Linked DNA regions of Homo sapiens: region 2 is linked to region 1. Evidence: chromatin loops called from intact Hi-C (ENCODE). Cell type or tissue: endothelial cell of umbilical vein. All regions are shown on one strand. Links, peaks and the distances in the headings refer to the core of each region. The heading gives the core; the rest is flanking DNA. Region 1 overlaps RNF169 (ring finger protein 169). Region 2 overlaps RNF169 (ring finger protein 169).

Region 1 (5,000 bases), core at 1-5,000:
GCTGCTATAAAGACACATGCACACGTATGTTTACTGCGGCATTATTCACAATAGCAAAGACTTGGAACCAACCCAAATGTCCAACAATGATAGACTGGATTAAGAAAATGTGGCACATATACACCATGGAATACTATGCAGCCATAAAAAATGATGAGTTCATGTCCTTTGTAGGGACATGGATGAAACTGGAAACCATCATTCTCAGTAAACTATCGCAAGAACAAAAAACCAAACACCGCATATTCTCACTCATAGGTGGGAATTGAACAATGAGATCACATGGACACAGGAAGGGGACTATCACACTCTGGGGACTGTGGTGGGGTGGGGGGAGGGGGGAGGGATAGCATTGGGAGATATACCTAATGCTAGATGACGAGTTAGTGGGTGCAGCGCACCAGCATGGCACATGTATACATATGTAACTAACCTGCACAATGTGCACATGTACCCTAAAACTTAAAGTATAATAAAAATAAATAAATAAAAGAATTGCCGTTCTTTATTATGCAGTTTTTCTGAGTATTTGTGTCAGTTTTAGCCATCTTGCTAAAAAGAGAATTTGGGCTCTCCAATCTATTTGCTACAACACTCCCATGGGAGTGATCTCTCTAAAGTTCAAAGATGAATTCCTCTTTGAAACTCCTCAGTGGATCCTCATTCCTTAGCATGGCACTCAAAGTCCACTATTATTCAGCAACTGCCAATTTCTGCAGTCCCACATGCTTCCACTCTCCCACATGCACTCTATACTCTAACCACTTCTGTTTACAATCCCTAGAACGCTCCTTGTTTCATGTTCCTATGCCTTTAAATGTACTATTTCCCTCTCTCATCTTTATTCTGACCTCATCCACCTAATGAATACTGATGGTCAAATGTCTGGCATTCACTGAAGCCATTCCTGACCCATCCAAACTAGATTATCTTCTTTGTGAAAATACCTTACATTTGTTGACCTAGCTCTTCATATACCAAGCATTGTAATAATTCATTTAGTCTTTAACAACAACCTTATGATTTTAATACTATTACTATTCCCATTTTCCAAATGAAGAAACTAAGACACAGAGAGTATCCAATAACATACAGCTATAAATAGCAAAGCTAGAATTTGAACCCAGGTAGTCTGTCTCCAGGTTTTCCTCTATTAGCCTGCTCTATTAATATATACTATACTGCCTTCTACAATTATATCTTGCATAACAGCTATTATAATACTTATAATACCACATTTCAGTTGCATATTTACATCCCAATCTTCCCAACTACACTTTGGGACAGAACCATGCTTTACCTCTATTTGCAGCTCTAGTGCCTAGACCTAGCACACAGAAGACCCTCAAATGGTTACTAAATTAATGAATGACTGAAGTTAACACTGCCACAGCCAATGCTTTAGTCCAGGCCCTCTTCGTCGCTTGCCTGAACTACTAAAACAGTCCCCTAACGACTCCCCACCTCCAGTTTCTACTCACATCTTTCCTCTTCCAACCAATATATATTGTCTTTCTAAAGCACAGTATGATTATGTTATTCCACCACTTAAAAATCTTTAAGAGCTTTATAGGATAAAGTCCAAAATTCTTTTACCCTAATACACAATGGCCTTCATGATCTAACTTCAGTCTCTTCTCTACTTCCCCACTCCAGTCCACACTCCACCTATATTTAGCTTTTTGCCAGTCCCTGAACATCCCAAGCACCTTCAAGCCTTTCTACATGCAGGCTCTTCTACCTGGAATGGACATCCCCTCCTTCCTCATCTGGTGAATTCCTACTCTTTCTTCAACATACAATTCAAATGCCTTCCTCAGGCTTCCTGCAAATTGTCAGTCAGCCCATTCCTCTACTCTGTTAGCATTGTCTGTTTACCTCACTTAACACGTTGTATTGTTATTTGAGTATGTGTTTCCCCAACCACACTGTGGAGTCTTAAAGAAAAGGTACCATGTCTTATTCATCTTTTTTTATTGCATCATCTTGCACAATGTGTGCCCCTCAAAATGCTCACTGAATTAGTGGAATGAAATTTAACAAACATATCCTACATCATATACTCAAGCCAACTCAGATACAAATTAATTCAAGGTAGGCAACTCTTTCAGGATTAACTAGAAGACAGGGAGTGAAAATATGAATAAACAAATACCTCCTAAATTCCTGCTGTTCAATTCTGAATTCATACATTGGAGCTATTCTTCAATAGTAATTACTGTTTAGTTGGTAGAGTGCATGTAATCTCATCAAGAGCTTTAAAAAACATCTTAGCACAAGGCAAATGTTTCCTGTATTGGTATAACACATAAGGACACTCTCAAATTCTCGGATATGTGTCATTAAGGATAAAGAAATGAGTCATTTTACATATTTTAAACAAATCCTTACAGACTAGGGAATTCCTGTCCTCTTGCACTACAATCACATGGTTTCATTATTCATTAGTCCTAAATGTAATTTAGGCTGCACACATAGCAAACATTGTCTGTCAACTGAGTAATAAACCAGAACTACTTGCTTTTCACAGAAAGGGGAAATTTTTTAAATGCAGAAATGTTAACCCTAAGTGAACAGGGAAGTTGAGATGGGATGAGAAGGGATAAGTAAGGCACTATTCAATTGTTTATCTATTCAATTTTCGTGTTTTGTTTATTTGTTTTTCAGAGAGAGTCTCGCTCTGTCGCCCAGACTGGAGTGCAGTGGCGCAATCTCGGCTCACTGCAACCTCTACCTCCCGGGTTGAAGCGAATCTCCTGCCTCAGCCTCCCGGTAGCTGGGACTATAAGCGTGCACCACCACGTCCGGCTAATTCTTGTGTTTTTAGTAAAGACAGGGTTTCCCCATGTTGGCCAGGCTGGTCTCAAACTCCTGGCCACAACTGATCCGCCCACCTCTGCTTCTCAAAGTGCTGGGATTACAGATGTGAGCCACCGCGCCTGGCCTATCTATTCAATTTCTGAAAAGCACTTTTAACACCACGAAGATAAAAAAATTTAAACTGCCAATTTAAAAGATTCACCAGCCTTTGTCTAGCTTTTCTTCAGTCATTACCCATAGCCGAAGAAAAAGAATCCTAAAAAGTAAAAAGGTCTCGGTTTCAAATCTAAAAGCAGTATGATTTGGAATAACCATCCTTGATTTCAAACAGACTAAATGAATTCTTAAAATTCATTAATCATTTTTAAATGATGCTTAAGTGTGGCTGCAATGTATAGTTCAAAATCTACCTATGTAAGCCTGTATGGTAAGTATGTTTTTTAAATCAACAGATAAGGAATGTCTCTAAATTTAGAATATAAGCTCCATGAGAGAGAGAGATCTTTAATATTTCATTCACTAATGTTTCCCAAAGACCTGGCACAGAGTAGACACATATTACATAATTCCTGAATATTGCTCAAAATGGTCCAAATATTTAATATGTCAATATATACGAGTTGCAGATCCTCAAAGAATATGAAGTTGAACTCTGAGTTCATTTTGAAATGATCACTGATGTAGCCTTTACACACACAGTTTCACAAATCAACAAAAACTGATACTATATCCAAAAGCAAACCGTGAATGCATAAAAGAATTAAATAAAACATGTACACAGGGGTCATTAAGGTTCTGAACCTTAAAGCTTGCCAAAAAAGCAGGCAAAGAACAAAAATGTCACCAGTGCAACCAAAATTTTCAAGAAAACACAAACTCTTTACACTTTTTCCACAAAGCAATTCCTAAAGAGGCACTGGACTTCAACAAAATAAAAAAAAAATTAAGAACGTCACTTAAATACCAGTGCATTTACTACAAAATTTCATTTCCAGCAGGCCTGATGTTTCCTTTATCAATTGATCCAACTATGTGATGAGAATACAACTAAGCAATATATCTCTGAATATTACTAAAATTGCTATTAGGCTGGTACAAAAGTAATTGCTGTTTTTGCCATTGAAAGTTATGGCAAAAACCATAATTACTTTTGTGCCAACCTAGTAATCCTGTTGCTGTTTCCACTCATAAAAGCACAATGTAAATATTTATAAAACTGGTATTATTAGTTTTCCTTATTAAAGCTATTATGAACATTTCACTGTGAATTAGGCTGTTTCTGTTGACCCTTTTTCATCTACTATCAACTCATGTAAACTCTTACTCTCTTATCTGTTCTGGGCCTCAGTTTTCTCTTCTGTAGAATGAGAGACATAGATTAAAACAATGGTTCAAGGCTGGGCGCGGTGGCTCACCGCCTGTAATCCCAGCACTTTGGGAGGCCGAGGTGGGTGGATCACCTGAGATCAGGAGTTTGAGACCAGCCTGATCAACATGGAGAAACCCCGTCTCTACTAAAAATACAAAATTAGCCGGGCGTGGTGGCGCACACCTGTAATCCCAGCTACTCGGGAGATGGAGACAGGAGAATCGCTTGAACCGGTGAGGCGGAGGTTGCGGTGAACCGAGATCATGCCATTGCACTCCAGCCTGGGCAACAGAGCAAGACTCTGTCTCAAAAAATAAATTAATTAATTAATAAATAAAATAAAACAATGGTTCAGATTCTGGTGAAAGCTACTGGTGACTTCTCCATAAAAATGCACACATGCATTTACATAATGATTTTATAAACAATTATTTATAATAGCAAAAGACAGGAAACAATCAAAATGTCCACCAATAGGTGGTTAATTATGCTATATCCACTCAGTAAAATTCCATACAACATACTGCTGTGGACTTTGATGATGTATTCTTAAACCAAAAAAAAAGCAAGTTACAGAACAGTGTGTATAATGTACAACCTTTTGTATAAAAATGGCAAAAAATAAGCATACTTGAATTTTCATGTAGATAGATCCATAAACTGTGGAAGAACAAACAAGAATCTTTTTTTTTTTTTTTTGAGACAGAGTCTTGCTCTGCCACCAGGCTGGAGTGCAGTGGCATGATGTCAGCTCACTGCAGCCTACGCCTCCCAGGTTCAAGCGAGTCTCCTGCCTCAGCCTCCCCAGTAG
Region 2 (16,676 bases), core at 10,895-15,894, 85 kb before region 1:
TATAGGACACTTCCTCTCTGCATTAAAGTAAGACTAGCTACTGCAACAAACTTAAACATCTTAATCACTTAACACAATAAAAGTGTATTTCTTGCTTTTACAAAGTCCATCTTGGATATTCCTGGTTGGCAGGTGGCCTTCCACATGATCATTCAGAGACCCAGATGCCCTCTGGCTATGTTCTGTCATCTCATAGGGTCTTAACACTACTCAACTGGATCCTATGTATCCTGTTAGATGGTCAAGCAGGGGGACTGTGGTAAAGGGAAGAAAGTAGAAGAGGTACAGGAGGGTGCAGACTGTGCATAGAAGTAGCATTTACCACTTCTGCCCAAGTTGCGTTGGCTGGAACTGGGTCATGTGACCACATGTAGCTGCCTGGGAGGCTAGGAGATAAAATCCGTGTGCTAGAGGTAGAGAAATGGTTTTGGTTAATACAGAGGTTTCTCTACCACACACTCCATGCCTCACTGCGTTCGCTAATTACCTCCTCCTCCTCCTTCAGACCTCAGAGACACCTTTTACCTCTCTGACTAGGTCACATGACCCTGGTACTTCATGCACCTCTCTTGTGACACTTATCACATTGTAAATCTATTCTCCTGTGTTACTGTTTCTCCAATGCTTGTTTCCCACTAGACAGTGCTCTCTGAGGGCAGAAATTGTGTCTGTTTTGCTCATTCCTAACAAAGTGCCTGGGACATGGTAGGTATTCAGTAAATATTTGTTGGTTGAATGAATAAAAATGAAAGAAGTTAGTGGAAATCTAGTGCTATCCAGTAAGGCTGCGGAGGAAGCTAAACTGAAGTGCCCTCCCTCTTCCAGCCCTTGGACTTCAGTACCTTCATTGGGTCCTACATCTGACCCAATACCTTTCAGTGTGTCCAGGGGTCTGATCGGCCACTGCCTGACTCCTGACCCCTTCGATCCTGATGTCCCTGATACTCTTCCATTGCAAATAAATACTCTCGCCAAGATGGTCCAGCTTTTCCAGGCAGTCTGCTCAACAAAGCTTGTATATTTTTTGCCCTTCAGAGGCTGGCTTGGCCAATAAGCCACCGATTGCAGGCTGGCTTCACAGGGCATTCTCTGTGTCCCAGACAGCCATGAGGTCTCTCTTAACACTGGCTCTACTTATCCCTTAGATGTGTGGGTCCTCCTTTCCCCCTGTCCATCCCCAAATAAGTGCCCAGGACTGGCCTCAGTGAAAGAGCCATCAGAAGTGTGTAGAGGTTTGTGCTGAGGAAGATGAAGTGTCAAATTGTATCCTGAAGTTAAAGTCAATGCCCTGCCAACCTTCCAGAATCTTTATGAGATAAAGAGTTTGTTCGTACGAAAAATGTGTTTGTTCTTATTATTTTGCCACCAGCTTCCCTAGTATTTGATGTAGGCTACATATCCAGCATGGAAAAAAGAGGAAAAACTCTTAGCTCTTAAACACGCAACAGTGATGGTGGAATTTCAGACAGGAGGGGCAAGGTACTCTGTGCATGAGTAGGTATTATTACAGGGTCAAGGCATCACCCAGCAGTGAGTCCCATCCACAGCAGCATGTCTTACCCAATACCACCCCCAATCCTAGCAAGCATGTAGCCCTGCAGTGAGGGGCCTAGACATACCTGGGTAGAGGTGAGGGGTGGTGTCAACCTGAGAGTCTCTCCTGCATTCATTACAGATCGCAAAAGAGGATGCTGTCCTACCAGTAGCTCTCTTCCCATCTCTCTGCGAGTTCGTCTTTCATAACAACCCTCTGGTGGCCCATACACGAGGTATAGTGCCCGCAAACCTGCCCCCTCTCAACCCAGTGCCCAAGGAGCAGTGTGGCACCCTCATCCCCACCTCATCAATGCCAAGCCCTGGGATCTACTCTGTGTCGGGGTGGACAAGGTTCATGGTACATTGAGGAATGGAGGAAATAGCTCTGTACCAGCGCTTCCTGACAGTAACCCTGTGAGCAGGCATTATTGTCCCCACGGACAGTGGTAGAAACTGAGGCTCAGGGAGGTTCATGATCTGCCCAAGGTCACACAGCAAGAAAGAGTCTGAGTTGGGAATGGAATATGGAATTCTTTAAATCCTGTATGAGCTCTTTTGAACCACACCCTGCTTTGTGGAACAGTTCTGTCATGACCTCATTTCCCAATTCCCAGTTGCAGAGGGGTGCAGCCCCAACTGCAGGAGCCTCTCTTCCCAGAGCACACTGAATGGAGTGGTCAGCAGTGGAGCCACTGTGTAAGATACAGGAGTTGGAGGCATTTTAGAGTCCTGGGCCCTGGAGTGACACCAGTGAAGTTCTGATCATCACTCCACACTATCTTTATTATCTTGGACAAATTCCTTAGCCTCTCTGTGCCTCAGTTTCCTTGCCTATTGAATGGGAATAATGGTAGGAGGTAGGAATTCTCCTAGGAGGTAGGAATTCTCGACCTACCTCCTAGGGTTGAGAATAAGTTTCAGTAATACATGTAAAGCAATTTGAATAGTGCCTGGCACATAGTAAGCCCCAGTATAAATTTTAGCTAATAGTAATCTTATTTTCCCATCATGGCACCAGGGGTCCCTCCACTGCTGAAGAGCTTCCTCCAGGAGCGACTGGGAATCCACTTAATTCGAAGGAAGATAGTAAAGCCTAAGCATCATGTTTTGATGTCTCGGAAGGAATCATGGAAGGTAGGGCTTCCAAGGCAGGACTCCCACCCCCAGGAAGAGTGCAGCCTATTATAATGTATGCAAACCAACCTGGCTGTAGAGCTGCTCACTCCACAGTGCCTGGAATCTCTCCATTAGGTTCAGCATTGCCTTCTCCTTTCCTTGCTTTGGGAAGAGCACTGGATGAAACAACAGATATGAAAATATATTTTAAACTCCTAAAACTCTTACCATTGAAAGTTATAGTCACCTACAGTAATTGAGAATGGCTATGGGCCAGGCGTGGTGGCTCACGCCTCTAATCCCAGCACTTTGGAGGCCAAGGCGAGAGGATCGCTTGAGGGCAGGAGTTTGAGACCAGCCTGGGTGAGACCTTGTCTCTACAAAAACAAAACAAAACAAAAAAAAGAATAGCTAAGGCAGGACCAGAATACATCTCCTGCCTGAATCTTAAGGAAGTGTTTCCTTATGTTGAGAGAAGTCTGCTTCCTTTGCCATAAAGTAAGTGAAATCCCTCTTTCATCTGAAGAATTTCAAAAATTTCTGTGAAATGCTCCTCCCTCCTGAACTTTAGTCTTTCTACAGCCAAAAGGTGGGCTGAGCATTGCTGATCCCAAAAGTTAAATACAGATGTTTCCTTGCCACCCCCTCTGCAGCCCGCCTCTGTCCAGCCAGGCTCTTGTCTGACGTCCTCAGAGGACTGGACAAGCATTTGAAGTCAGAAATAGAAATTCCAAGGTTTCCATCATCTTCCTCCTTGTCTGTTACCTCCTCTTAAGGATCTGCCCCATCATTTCCCATCAGCCAGCCAGGGAGGGGCAGAATCCTCTCTCCTTTACAGAGCCCCATGCCCAGGACTCTGCAGAGCTCTTACGTGTATGCTATCCCATAATCCTCACAGTAGATGAAGCAACAGACTCAGAGAGGTGAACTGACTTGTTAAAAGTTAGTGTGGGTCCTAGGGGACCCCTCACACCTCCTCCCATCAAAGGTTCTGACTAACCTTTGAGCTAAATGAGTTAAATAAACACAGATGCCAGTGGCCAAATGAGAAACAAATCAATGCTTTGTTAATGTAGGCAAACACCCTCTATTCTGGACTGAAGAACGTGACTTAGTCCTGAGTCAGACTGGGGATGCCTGCATGTCCTCATTGTGCATACAGAGATGGGGCTAGAAATGCAGATTAGACCCCTGGGGTTACATGGACAAAGGCTGCAGTCCCTCCCCTCACACCTAGGCATGGACAGACAGGAGGAAAATGGAGAACCTGCCAGAGCAGGCCTGTAACCAAGAAGCTGTGTGAGCCCTTTGATGTGAGGACACAAATGGAAGATAAAATAGCCTGGTCTCATTGATGAGCAGTAATCCAGCCCACGACTGAAGCAGGGCCCAGTGACTCAACCTCTGGCCAGTTAGGTTACCCATTCCTCCCTTGGGAGGGGGCGGGGAAAGTAGCGGTGGGATAGAGAAAGAGCATTTCCTCTAGCACATCTCTCTCACAGAGCCATGAGAGGGAAGGGGAACTGTCCCTTCCCGCCAGCTGCCAAGTGATGGCGCTTGGTGTTTTAGATGCTGAGGTGCGGTGCTGTGTCCGTGCCCTGTGCCTTGTGGCATGGATTCAGACAAAGACTCTGGGTCCCTCAGAGTCTAAACACTGAGGTTCCACATATTTTCCAAAAGGAAATACATTTTTTTAAAGTAACATATTTTATAAAAGTCATCCTTCGCCCTCCTTAGTCCATTAGGTACATTTGCACACACCATTTCATTGGGTGGAACTCTGTGAGACAGGCACAAGGAGGAAATAGGTGCTCAAAGGATAGACCTGTATTCTAGCCCACATTTTTCTAACTACAGTGCTTGCAATCTTTCCACTACACAACTTACATCTCTCAGTAAAAGTACAGATATAAGTGAACCAAATACCTCTGACAAAGAGTGAAAACAATCCACTATGTAAAGGGGGAGAAAGAAAGGACTAAACCCAGCTGAGGGCACATGGACACCTCCTGGCAGCTGAGGCTGAGGAGGAGAGGGAGAATGGTCACAGGCTTTTACTAATTAAGGGAATTATTTTCTTGGTCCTGAATCTTTCAGAGAGATCTATCTTTAGGATCTTTATATAAGGTATAGGGAACAGCATCCTGAAAGGGGCCTGGTGCTGTCATCTTCCAGAAAATACAGGACCATTCCCCAACACCCTCTCCTCGGAGTCCCTGGGGAAAGCCATAGGCACCATGTTCAACCCTCATCTGAAGAATGAGACTACTGAGGGCCAGAGTACGTATGGTCAGGGATGCAGCATGAAGCCTGGAGCCCAGGACTGGAATTACATCGTCCAGGCACTACCGCCAAATCACTCTGGGACTTGGACAGGTCATTTTACCTCTCTAAGCCCCTGTTTCCTCATCTATAAAATTGGGGATAATTATTCATTGGGTAGTTTCAAGGTAGAAATAAAACAACTTACATCATGCATGGGGCACATCATAGATGCCCAACAAGTATGATTTCCCTTTCCACCCCCGCCTCAGTCCGTACCCAGCACTCCGGCTGCTATACAAGTGGCCTTAGGCTAGTGAGGCCCAGGAGGAGAGAATCCTAATTAGGAAGCAAATTCATTCTGGCCCTTCTCCATGACAGGTGAAAAGCGAAATCCCAAAGGTGCCGAAGCAGCCTCTGGTGCTCCATCACCCGCGCATGACGACAACCAAGTCTCCCTCAAAGGATATGCTAGAGCCAGAGGCAGAGCTGGCTGAAGATCTGCCCACTACCAAAAGCACTTCTGTGGAGTCAGAGATGCCCACTGAGAACCTGGAAGGCCATTCCCCGTCTTGCCGGACCTTCGTGCCACTGCCTCCCATCTGCTCCAACTCCACTGTGCATAGTGAAGAGACCCTGTCCCACCTGAGTGACACAACTGTCCGCCTCAGCCCAGAGCGCCCATCAGATGAGGACTCCAAGAGCACAGAGTCCATCTTCCTGACCCAGGTACCTGTATCCAGCTGCCCCTGCCCACTTGTTGCTAGCTCCCACAGGTTCCTGTGCAGCCCTTAGGCTCGATTGCTGTGGACAGCTGGGAGCAACAAGCACATGGCAGGTCTGGAAACAAGAAGTCAGCACCCTTGGTGGAGCTTGCAAGCCTCTTCTGGGAGATCTCTGGTCTGAGGACACTGATAGGGATACCTGATAGGGACACCCATGGGGATAAGTCATGGTTCTGTGGCACAGTCAAGATCTGGGGTCTGACTGGGGTGTGATTCCAACTAGTTTTTCAGAGGGGTTTGCTGCTGCCTGTACCTCTCTGCTTCAGGTCTCCTCACTTTTGATGCTGCCTCTGGATCCTGGGAACATAGATCAGATGCAGGTCGTGCCCTTAAGGTGCTCTCAGTATAATGGGGAACATAGACAGGAACAGCTTATGCAATCAGTGCTGAGACTGAGGGAATCCCAGAGGCTGGGAGTCTGGAGGAAGGAGAGATGCCTCTGCCCCAGCCCAGGAGGGCTTCCTGGAAGAGGCTCAACTGAGCTGAGATTTACAGGCTGAGTAGGAATTAAAAAGGTGAAGATATAGCAGCAAGGGCATTCTGGACAGAGGAAACAGCATGAAACAGGATAGAGGAAGGAAATTAAAATGGTACATGCAGAAACCACAAATGTTTAGTGTCAGTGCAGCAGAAGGGTGGCATGTGGCAAAGGGTAATATAAGGCTAGAAGAGTTGGCAGGGCCCCCTTGAACTTTATTACTGTACCATCCCTCTCCCTGATCTCCCTGCCTCTAGTCTTGCCCCTCCAGTCTGCTCACTGCCAGATCTTTCCAGGATGTACATCTATCCATTCATGGAGGTCTAACTCTCCATCTATTTCTTTTTCCACAGATGACTTATAGTGACATATAAATTTATACAGTATAAAAGTATCTTAAAGAAATATCTCAGAACCTTTTTGGAGCAATGCAGAATATAAATAAGCATTTTAAAAGAAACAATTTGAGAGAGTTAGATGAAAAGAAAATACGGACAGGAAAGGAAATAGTACAAGGGTAATTCTGTCACTCAAACATGCACATCATGCACTGCTGCTATTATAATAAAGGTGTTTTGACAAAATGCAGTTCTGAGCTCCTAGCGGCCAAAGCAATACAATCAATTATGAGTCACCATGTTTTCAGAAAAAAAAAAAAAAATCTTTTTTTTTCTGGCCTAATTGTCCTGGCTATAACCTTTAATACAATGATGAACAGAAGTGGTGAGAGCAGACTTCCTTGTCTTGTGCCTGTTCTTAAGGGGAAAGCATTCAGTCTTTCACCATTAATTATGATATTAGGTGAGGGTTTTCCATAGATGATCTTTATCTGGTTGAGGAAGTTACTTTCTATTCCTAGTTTGAGTGTTTTTTAATCATGACAGAGTGGGCTTTTCCTATGTCTACTGAGATGATCATATGGTTTTGATATATTATATTAATTGATTTCCAGATGTTAAACCAACCTTTCATTCCTAGGATAAATCTCACTTGGTCATAGTATATAATCCCTTTTACTTGTTGAATTCAGTTTGCTAATATTTTTTGAGAATGTTTGCATTTATATTCATAAGTGATACTGCTTTGTATTTTTCCTTTCTTGTGATGTCTTTCTCTAGTTTGGATTTCAGGGTAATACTAACCTCAGAGAATAAGCCTCTTTTAATTTTTGGAAGAGTTTGTGAAGTATTGGTGTTAATTCTTTTTTAAATGTTTGGTAGCATTCACCAGTGAAACCATCTGGTCCTTGGCTTTTCTTTGTGGGAAGTTTAAAAATTGCTAATTCAGCTTTTTTGCTTGTTATAGGTCATATATATGTACACACATACGTGTGTATATATAATATATATTCACAAATACACACACGTATATACATGGTGGGGTCTCACTATGTTGCCCAGGCTGTAGTGCAATGGCTGTTCACAGGCACCATCCCACTACTGATCAGGATGCGAGTTTTGACCTGCTCCATTTTCTACCTAGGCAAGTTCATCTCTCCTTAGGCAACCTGGTGGTCTCCCACTCCTGGGAGGTCACCATATTGATGCCAAACATACTGTGGACACTCGAGGAGCATAATGCACTACAGCCTAGAGCTCCCGAGCTCAAGCAGTCCTCCCATCTCAGCCTCCTGAGTAGCTAGGACTACAGGCATGTGCCACCCCACCTGGTGAGTAATTTTAATAAATAAATACATCCCTACATGACATACAGATTTCTTATAAAGCCATTAGGATAGGCTAAAATCCTCCATGGTTTGCCATCAGAGTGAGCATAAAGAAAATACAAAATAAAACGCACCCTCAGCTTGGCATATAATGGTCCTTACCGATCCGGGTCCTGCTTACCACTGCAGTTGCCTATCTCTTCACTTTGTACTTAACTGTACCAATCTTTAGTTCCCCGAAAATGCACCTTGATGTTTCTTACCTCTGCGCCTTTGCTCGTGCTGTTCCTTGTCTGAAACAATCATTCTTTCTCATCACTTGCAGTCCACACCTCTCCCCATTGCTCCGTAGGGATGGCTCTCCTGGCTCTTCAAGACTTAGCTCAGGCTAAGGCATTCCTCCAAGGGAGCTTCTTGGCTAGGTTGGGGCTTCCTCTGGGATCACCCAAAACCACTGTATTCCCTCTGTTAAAGCATTTATCAATTGTCTATTTTTATATCTGCTTTCTTCCATCCCAGTCTTGGTCTTACCCTTGCCCTTAACAGGGCCCAGCAGAGACCAGCACAGAGATGATACTCCGAATGTTCATGGAATGAATGAATGAATGAGTGACAAATGAATGCGTTTTCTTCCTGGGCACAGGTGAGTGAACTGCCTTCCTCCGTCATCCATAAGGATGATTTAGAGTTAAAGGAGAAAGACCAAAAGAAACCACCAACGGCACCCAGAGAGGTGAAAGGGACTCGGAGGAAACTCCCAACTGCCTTCCTTCCCAGCAAGTACCACGGCTATGAAGAACTGCTGACAGCCAAGCCTGATCCAGCCTTCATTGAGCCAAAGGGTATGTGAGGGCATATCCTTGCTCTAGGGCAAGAGGCCATCTCCACAGCTCAGAGCAAGTCAGGGTCAAGCCAAGGCTGGCACCAAGCTGTCTTTTCCCAACTAGGGTGCTGTCCTCTGTCTAAATACCTGTCAAAGGGCTCCTTTTAGGGTGTCCTTTGTTTGAAGCCCCACATATTGGGACCCCTGTCCTGGCCTAGGCCTTCACTGGCTTATGGGGAGCCACAGTTTATTCAGAGATTCTAGTTGGTCTCAGCCTAGCTGCTCTGGATGATAAAGTCTCTCCTCAGGAAAAGTGTGATGAATGAACACCCAGAATGGCCAGATTCTTGAGCTTTTCCCAGCCCAGGTTAAGTTCCCAAACTGAACGTCCAAAATCGTTCCTATCTGGTTGGAGGCAAAGGAGGCAGCTTCATCTCTGTGTTAATCAGTACTTCCAAAGCAACTGGCATTCAGCTGGGCTGTTCTGGGTGTTAGCCCCTGCGATATAACCCCCTGAGGTTAATGGGGTCACATTGGAGCCAGCCTTTTCCCCCACTCCAATACTATTTACCCATTACAATCTGTGCTATTTTTCCATTATAATATGGGACAAATACTCACTGAAGAATGATGGAACTTCAGGCACTGGAACAGATCCGGAAGAAACCTGGGGGCAGTGTTTTCTTTTGGGGACTCTCAAATCCTTTTACCTAGAGCTGCTGTGAGACTGAGGAATGAAGCAATCAGGGGAGGCATCTGGGAGGAGGAGGGGGAAGTGCCTTGACTCAGTCTTGCCTTCTTGCCCTAGGAATCCAGAAGAATGCACAAGCCCTGCAACAAATGCTGAAGCACCCACTCCTGTGCCACTCCTCCAAGCCCAAGCTGGACACTCTTCAGAAACCCTATGTTCACAAAGAGAAACGGGTAAACATCCAGCTCACTGAATGTGTAAATGGCCCCTGAGTACCGCCCACAATTACAGATGTGGCTGTCACCTTGGGACCCTCTGAGGGCCATGCTTTCCCAGCACCCCCAGATGCCCCCCAGCCTGTTGCTGTGACTGTATGAAGTTAGGCCAGGGAAGTCTGTGCATAAACCTGGGATAACACCCTCCTCCATGACCTTCTGCCAGGCCCAGAGAATCCCGATTCCACCCCCAAAGAAGACTAGAGCCCAACTTCTGGATGACATCTTCATTCGCTTGCGGGATCCCCGGAACATTACAGAGGCTCCACTAGGTACGGCTCTGCCACAGCTGCCAGGATCCCAGATCCAGTTCACGCCTGCTGGCTAAAGGCAAAGAAAGGGCTTGTGTCAGTGCAGGAAAGGCCCTTAGAGAGCAACTGCCTACATCAGTCTCTACATGTAGATGGACAAAAGGAGAGCCAGCGTGAGGCAGGGAGTTGCCTAAAATCACACAGCATGTTAAGGTCCTGAACCAGGGCTTAAGATAGAGTCAATGCATAGGGGCAGTAGGAAGTCAGTGACTTCCCAAGCTGGAAAGGCCATTTTTAGCCCCTTAGCATCCTCCTGCCACACCATCCCATTTTCCAAGGGTCTCTGGACCCAATCCTCTTGCTTCTGGCTAGGTGAGAACCAGGATGAGCTTGGTGCCTCTCCTGGCTTCTTTTCCTGCAGGTGCTGTCCTGCACCAGTGGACAGAACGGCGGCTGGTGAACCACAAGCAGTACCTGGAGGCCAAGAGGCTGTTGAAGGAGTTCCAGGCACGTTACCGGCAGCTGGTGAGTGGCTCTCTGCGCACAGTGTTCGGGACTACCCCGCTCCCCATGGCCTGCCCAGCGCTGAGTGAGAGCCAGCCCAAGTTCGGCCACTTCCTCGAGTTCATGGATGAGTTCTGCCAGGAGCCCACAGCCAGTGACTCACAAGGCTAGAGCTGTGCATGGGGGCTGTGTGCACCACCCGGCCTGTGCCCCAGCTCTCCCCGAGGGCTCTGTGCCCTGGACCGCACCTCAAGGTTGACCAGCCGGCCACAGGCCTCAGAGCTCAGCTGGGCCCCACTTGCTGGCCACAAGGTGGCATCCCCTTGTCAGGATCTCCCCTCCTTGGCCCAGGCATGACCTGGTGCCTGGCCCAGCGGCAATAAAGAGTGGGTGCACAGGGCAATAGACTGGGTGCCACATGCATTCTTTCTTGGAACCCAGGCCACAGCAGCATTGTCACACTTCCCTCTAAAAATGGTTTTCCAGTTCAGATGCAACAGGGATACATTTGTTCTCTGTTGTATGAGAAACTGACACCAAGGGGATCTTAACAAATTCCTGAACAATGGCTCCAAAAAAGGGTATTTTTAAAAACCAGATCTTGTGAGTACAGCCCTAATGTGCAGGGACAGTGTCATCCTGTATATTCGTTCTTTACTCAGACTCTTTCTTGGTTCCTTCATTAGGAGCATGAATGGTTGAATGTGAACATGACAGTAAATTGGAGCAAACTGTAAACTGGACATAACTTATGCCAAAAGACGTAGTTGTACACCATGGAAACCCCATCCCTGCTCCTAATCTCTACTGCCATTCTGAATGCCAAAGCAAGACATCCAACATGGGGCATCTCCCAGAGCACATACAGCACCAAAAATCCACACACAGCCTAAGCTTAACCCATGTTTTTGTCTGAGATTGTTCACCAGAGACAAGACTCTGACTATAAACAGAACATCCACTTTCATGAGTTTCCTTTACTGTATTCTCAACTTGGGCCTTGCTTCAAGCAGGCAAACATACATTGAAGAATGCACTTTGGTACTGTTTAAATAACAACACATCAGCCCACTTGATTCCATGCCATGTCCTTGCTGACAGAAACATCCCCAACAGGGCATGCCCTGGTCCAAGTCCTCTGTCTTTGTCAAAATGCTCTTCTGATGAGTTGGAGAGGAGGCAGCCAGCAGTGGCAGTCCACAAGGATCCAGGTACCTTCTCCAATCCTAAAGCAGACAGCAGGTTGAATAAAACCAATACACAACCTATTTTCTAGGCAGGAGGGGAAAAGGCCCTTAGGACAATAATATTTGTACAAAGAGTTGAGAGTAAACAAACAGTGTATCAGGTTCAAAAAAAAAAAAACTATTCGTTGGCATTTAAATTTTTTTCCCTTGCATAGTATCTATTCTCTCACTAGGACTTTTAAGTGCTCTGCTGGAGGCTCAGCGTTGGTAATACCATGTTTGATGCAAACTTGAACCCAATGCTCTCATTGGTGGCACAGCTTTGGAGGGTGGTGGCCCCAAGAAGGGGCAATCTGCCTGCTGCTATATTAATCTGGAACCAGGGCCAACAGCTACTCTTGAACTATGGTATTTGAAGAGCGAGTTCATTGCCTGTTTTACCTTAAATGACAGGAAAGGAAGATGAACAAACCTTGCTTTGCCTTGGCTTCAAACTAGTTCTTGATTTAAGACACCAGAAAGGGAGAGAGGGAGTCTGCTTAGAGTTTGAGGTTGCCTCTCACAAGATGACAGTTAAAAGTTGCCACCTTACTTAAAAGGCATTAAGGAGGCATTTACTCACAAAGGAGAGAGAGTAAATTTTTTTCTTAAGAGGAAAAAAATACTGATAATACATAGAACAATCTGCACATCCAGTCTTGGCACTTTTTCCAATTTGACTGATCTCTAAACTGGTGACCCTTGCATATATCTTAGTCTCTTTTCTACAATCTTCTTCAGAAAGCTACAGCAGCTAACAATCATGTATAAAGATGCATTTCCTAGATCATCTTCAGAAGAAAATCTCTTCAGCACTTTCCCTAGAATCTGTCTCCTGACCACCCCGCCCCAGACCTGCTTTCTCTTTTGAGAATTCATAACCAGGTATGTTTAGATACCAGTTCAAAAGACCACTCTATGGGTTGATGAGGAAAAGGCTGCCTGAGGACAATTTAAGACCATAATGAGTTTCCAATTTTTAAAGAAAATTTGGCTAGCTGGCTTTTAATTCTTAATTAAAATCATTAAATTTAATTAAAATTATTCCAATCAAAATATATCACTTTCCAAGATTCCACATTCATATTACTTACTTATACTATGGAGACTTTCTCTACCTGAGCATGTATTCAGGGGCTATAGGTACATTTAACTCTAACTAACTGAAAAAAATCAGGAAGAAAAAACTATTAAAATAAAATAACCTCCTAAATCATTTGGGGGTATCCCCATCATTGGTGCGTGTGTCTGCGTGTGTCAAACTTTAATGATTATTTATTCAGACCCTGGAAAACCACACTATAAAATAGGGCACTGGATCACAAGTTCGTTTGGTTAAAAAAAAAAAAAAAAAAAAGTGGGGGCGGGGGGCAGAGAAGAAGTTTAACTTGGATGATTTCCATGCCCATTCCAGCTGTAACATTCTATGACTGTGACCCAGCCTTTGTTCTCTTTTCTCACTCTCCTACTAGACATTTCAATGAAAAGTTAGGCAGGAAAAAGGAAAGGAATCCCAAGTTGCTGCCAGCTCTGATGAGAGATCAGGTTGGGGGAGAGATTAGGTGGTTACTGAATTGAGGTGTGGGCCTCCCCTGACCATGTCAGTGATCCACAACCCACCTCACTTCTTGGGGCTTAAGCTAAAAGCAGCTTCTGAAGAGATGTTAATGTCCTGTAATCACTAGAGGAGAAAATTCATTCTCCTTCCATAACATTACTTAGTAAAGGAAAAGCGGTGGTGCAATCAAATTCACAAATACCAATGGGGTCTCTAAAATGTAGAATGCAGCTTGCTGGGTGCTGGTCAGTTTTCTAAATGGGACCAGAAATGGCTTTCCTAAGACCATAAATGAACTCTCCAGCCACACATACATTCAAATGCATTCCATTAGACATTGAGCTCCTCAAGAGCAGGAACTGCTTTATCTCCACAGTCCAGCTCAGGGTTGGCTCAAGTCTGAAGCTCAGTAAATGTCTGTCAAATAGAAAAGAAAGGATGAGCCTTCGGTCATCAGCTACATGAGTCAGGCACGGTGGCAGCTTCCCATTTTAGTCAGTTTGCCAGTTTGTAACCAGACAGTAATCAATTAAGAGCTTTAATCTCTTAAGGACATTTTTCCTTTAGGGAAAATGAACAAAAAATAAAACATTTATTACCAGTGCTGCTTCCAAGCAAAAATTTAAAAATTAAATTAAAATTTAAAAAATAAGTGAAGCCACTTAGGAGTTTCCCTGGCAAGCCTCACCCAAGAAGACTTAACCTTTTTTAAAAAGAGGCAAATAGATTAAAGGGGCCAGGGGCTGGATGCATAATCCCCTGATCTGATACCAACCCAACAGGCCCAGATGACTTCTTCCAGCAGATACAATCAATGGGTCAAGAACATTTTCTCAAAGTTTCTTTCCCTCTCTATGGAAAAGAGCTGACAGCCCCCTTCTAAGGGCACCACATTTCCTGGATTTCCCCTCAGACTGACCTTCACCCTCCCCCCTAACTTCCCCTTTAATAATAAAAAAACCCAGAATGCATATATACAAGGAACAGAGTAAGACATGGGTAATTTGTATGGTGAACTGGGCTTCAATGATTTGTGAGGAATTTGTTTTGTGAAATCCTGCACCTCTTATTCTAGCTCACAAACCCTTCCCATCGTTCTGTTTCCTTCCTTGTCCTTTTCTGTTCCCCCAAATAATACACATCAACATATCGACTTTTAACCAACTTCAGAATCATGGAAGGAGAGAGGGAGATTTTTCAGAAAGAAAAGCATTCAGGTTTTAGTTATTAAGGATGGGAAGCATCTTAAAATTCAGATAATACCTTAGTGGTTTTTCCTTCCTCCAAAGCCAACCTGATTAAAGATCAACCCTCCTCCCTCCTTAACCTAGACCACTCTACCTATATTTGAAGGACTGTTGCTCAGCAGGAAGTTTAGAAAACAACTGTCAATACCATCCTAGGCATCACTGTAGGTACAAGGGGGGAAGGCAGTAAGCTGGACCTAGAGTTTGGACTATTTGCTTAACAAGAATTTGTTCTTCATTCTGCACTTGTTACAACTGCTATGCAATTCTTAAAATGAAAGTATTAATTTGGGGAAATATTTAAAATATATATCTTTTATCTATTAAAAATATTTCTTTTTACCAAAGACAAAAATCAATTCCAACTGAAAAGTGTTTTTCAAATTACTGGAGATATAGAGAAAGATGGCAAGTGGAAAAATAAGTGTCTTTGCTCCTACCAACAAGACTAGCCTTCCAATAATATTTACTAAGATCAAAAAGGAAATGCGTGAAATGGCAGTAACTGATAAGTTTCCTCTAAGGGCATTTATAGTAAGGTCACCCTCCCTGTCTTCTGTAAACCAGAGCCAGCTCTTCTGTTTTGGGCACAAACATGCCCTCCAGCAGCTCTTGGAGGACATAAATTGTTGGTAGGGCCCAGAACTGAAGTGGTGTGACTACAAAATCATGAGTTTGGTAAATGTTTTTAAAACATACATCTGCATATGTGCACACACACAGAGAACACAGAATGCATACATTCAGGTGAGTGATGTTCCCCACCAACGTAGTCACCAAAGAGATTCCACCTATCTCAATGATGACCACAATGTTTAAGACATCTCTGGAATTTCTGTTTGGGAACTGTTTGGGAACTATGAGCTGCACAAGAAAATGGCTCTGCTTTACAGCAGCACTCATTACTACAAACCCACTTGATAAGCCACCTTCTTTCCCAGAGGCTTCAAATAGCTGCTGGCTAGTCTCAGACATTACATTCTCTCTCTCTCTCAACCACAAATAACCACAAAACACTGAAGATTTGCCCTGAGAAAAGGCAAATCTGAGAACACTTAAAAGGAGTTATACTATCTGCCTTGATCAATGGGTCACTGTTCTGGACTTTGGCTTCTAGGTCTAGAAGCTGAGGAGGACCTTAGGAGGAGGCTGGAATAGATAACCATTAAGGTCCCTTCCAGTTCTAGCATTTTGGGAGTCAGTGTTTCTAGTCTTTGAAGACAGTTCCAGAAATGCTTTCACCAATGGCACTGGAAAAACTAAGCAGTATCCTGCTGGGGCTACTCAAAGGAAACAACATATATTGGGATATATAAGCTCTGGAAGGTCTGTTAAAATGCCAGTCACATGACTTTATATAGTAACTCATACTACATGGGGCATGCCAGCCCATCAGAAATTCCCTAAAATCATATCTTCATCCCTATTCTCAATGAGCCCAGATGGGCAGAAGCACCAAGCACCACCAGGGATGCAAAAGACACATGGTGTCAGCTGCTAAGGAAAATAAACCCCCAAAGGTCCATGGGACTGAATTTACCAGCTGCATCCAGCTAGATACCTTGTTTCCATAGTATGGAGTTTAAGTATTGTTCCTTGCCTGACTTCAGGGTGATTTTTTAGGATTTTAGATCAACATTGCAGATAACCCTTGGCCATTTGAAAAGTAATAATGAAGCCTGATTATAGTTTGTCTCATAGGCTGAAACCCCCAGAAAAGCAGAAGGCTCTAAACTGTGGGGGATGGGGATAATGCACATATATGTTTATCCACCCTGTCGATCTTGTTTGCATGTGGATTCTGCACTATCAGTGTTCAATGCCCAGCCTAGCTTCCCCTAGGCTCCCCTGGCACACCCTTAGGTTGTGATCTATTTGGGAAACCTTTAGAAAATCCATGGGTTATGCCACTTGGTAGTTGAGAGAACCAGAACATCTGCACTGCAGTTTCATCATCTAAAAATGGGGCTAATGCCAGTTACATGAGAGGTCTCTTGGAAAGACTAAATTAATAAGGTCTGTAAATGTGCTCTGTCAACTATATAGCATTCACCAAATATTATTTTTTAAACAGAGAATGTAAATTAACTTTTGTAAAGGCATAATCTTAACTGATATATTTACTTATTTTTGGCAAGGGACAGCAGAAAGCGTAACATAACCATCTATCATTTTGGATCTGCCAAGGAACTAAATTGTTCACTTGTCTGAAAAAGATGGAATTAATTTTTATCTGCAAGGCTGATTTAAAACAATAC

Evidence for each region. Hi-C counts contacts between places; a loop is a spot of excess contacts. Peaks named below come from ENCODE experiments on the same cell type or tissue, not always from the same donor. Only the 100,000 strongest peaks of a DNase experiment are listed, where the experiment ranks them.
Region 2: a loop joins it to region 1, with 6 times the contacts of the local background. A loop is called at or near these places in 5 of 110 quality-filtered maps.

Annotation. Positions count from the first base shown.
Region 1 is chr11:74,752,484-74,757,483 of GRCh38, reverse strand. The region is part of intron 1 of RNF169 (ring finger protein 169); the gene reads right to left. Among named protein-coding and RNA genes, the nearest start is that of RNF169, 6.1 kb to the right of the region's middle. RefSeq lists enhancers at 1,534-2,155, 2,155-2,734. In endothelial cell of umbilical vein, for the core only: no CTCF peak of the experiment used is centred there; a DNase peak (open chromatin) is centred at 2,303; H3K27ac peaks cover 2,438 bases.
Region 2 is chr11:74,837,082-74,853,757 of GRCh38, reverse strand. RNF169 (ring finger protein 169) reads right to left here. Exons shown (of 6, transcript NM_001098638.2): 6 at 11,345-16,676. It overlaps XRRA1 (X-ray radiation resistance associated 1), which reads left to right. Exons shown (of 19, transcript NM_001378157.1): 13 at 1,676-1,769; 14 at 2,555-2,670; 15 at 5,296-5,643; 16 at 8,487-8,685; 17 at 9,475-9,590; 18 at 9,799-9,904; 19 at 10,305-12,848. The coding sequence ends at 10,558. It also overlaps the pseudogene RN7SL239P. Among named protein-coding and RNA genes, the nearest start is that of RNF169, 97 kb to the right of the region's middle. RefSeq lists an enhancer at 8,706-9,905. In endothelial cell of umbilical vein, for the core only: no CTCF peak of the experiment used is centred there; DNase peaks (open chromatin) are centred at 13,097 and 13,537; H3K27ac peaks cover 605 bases.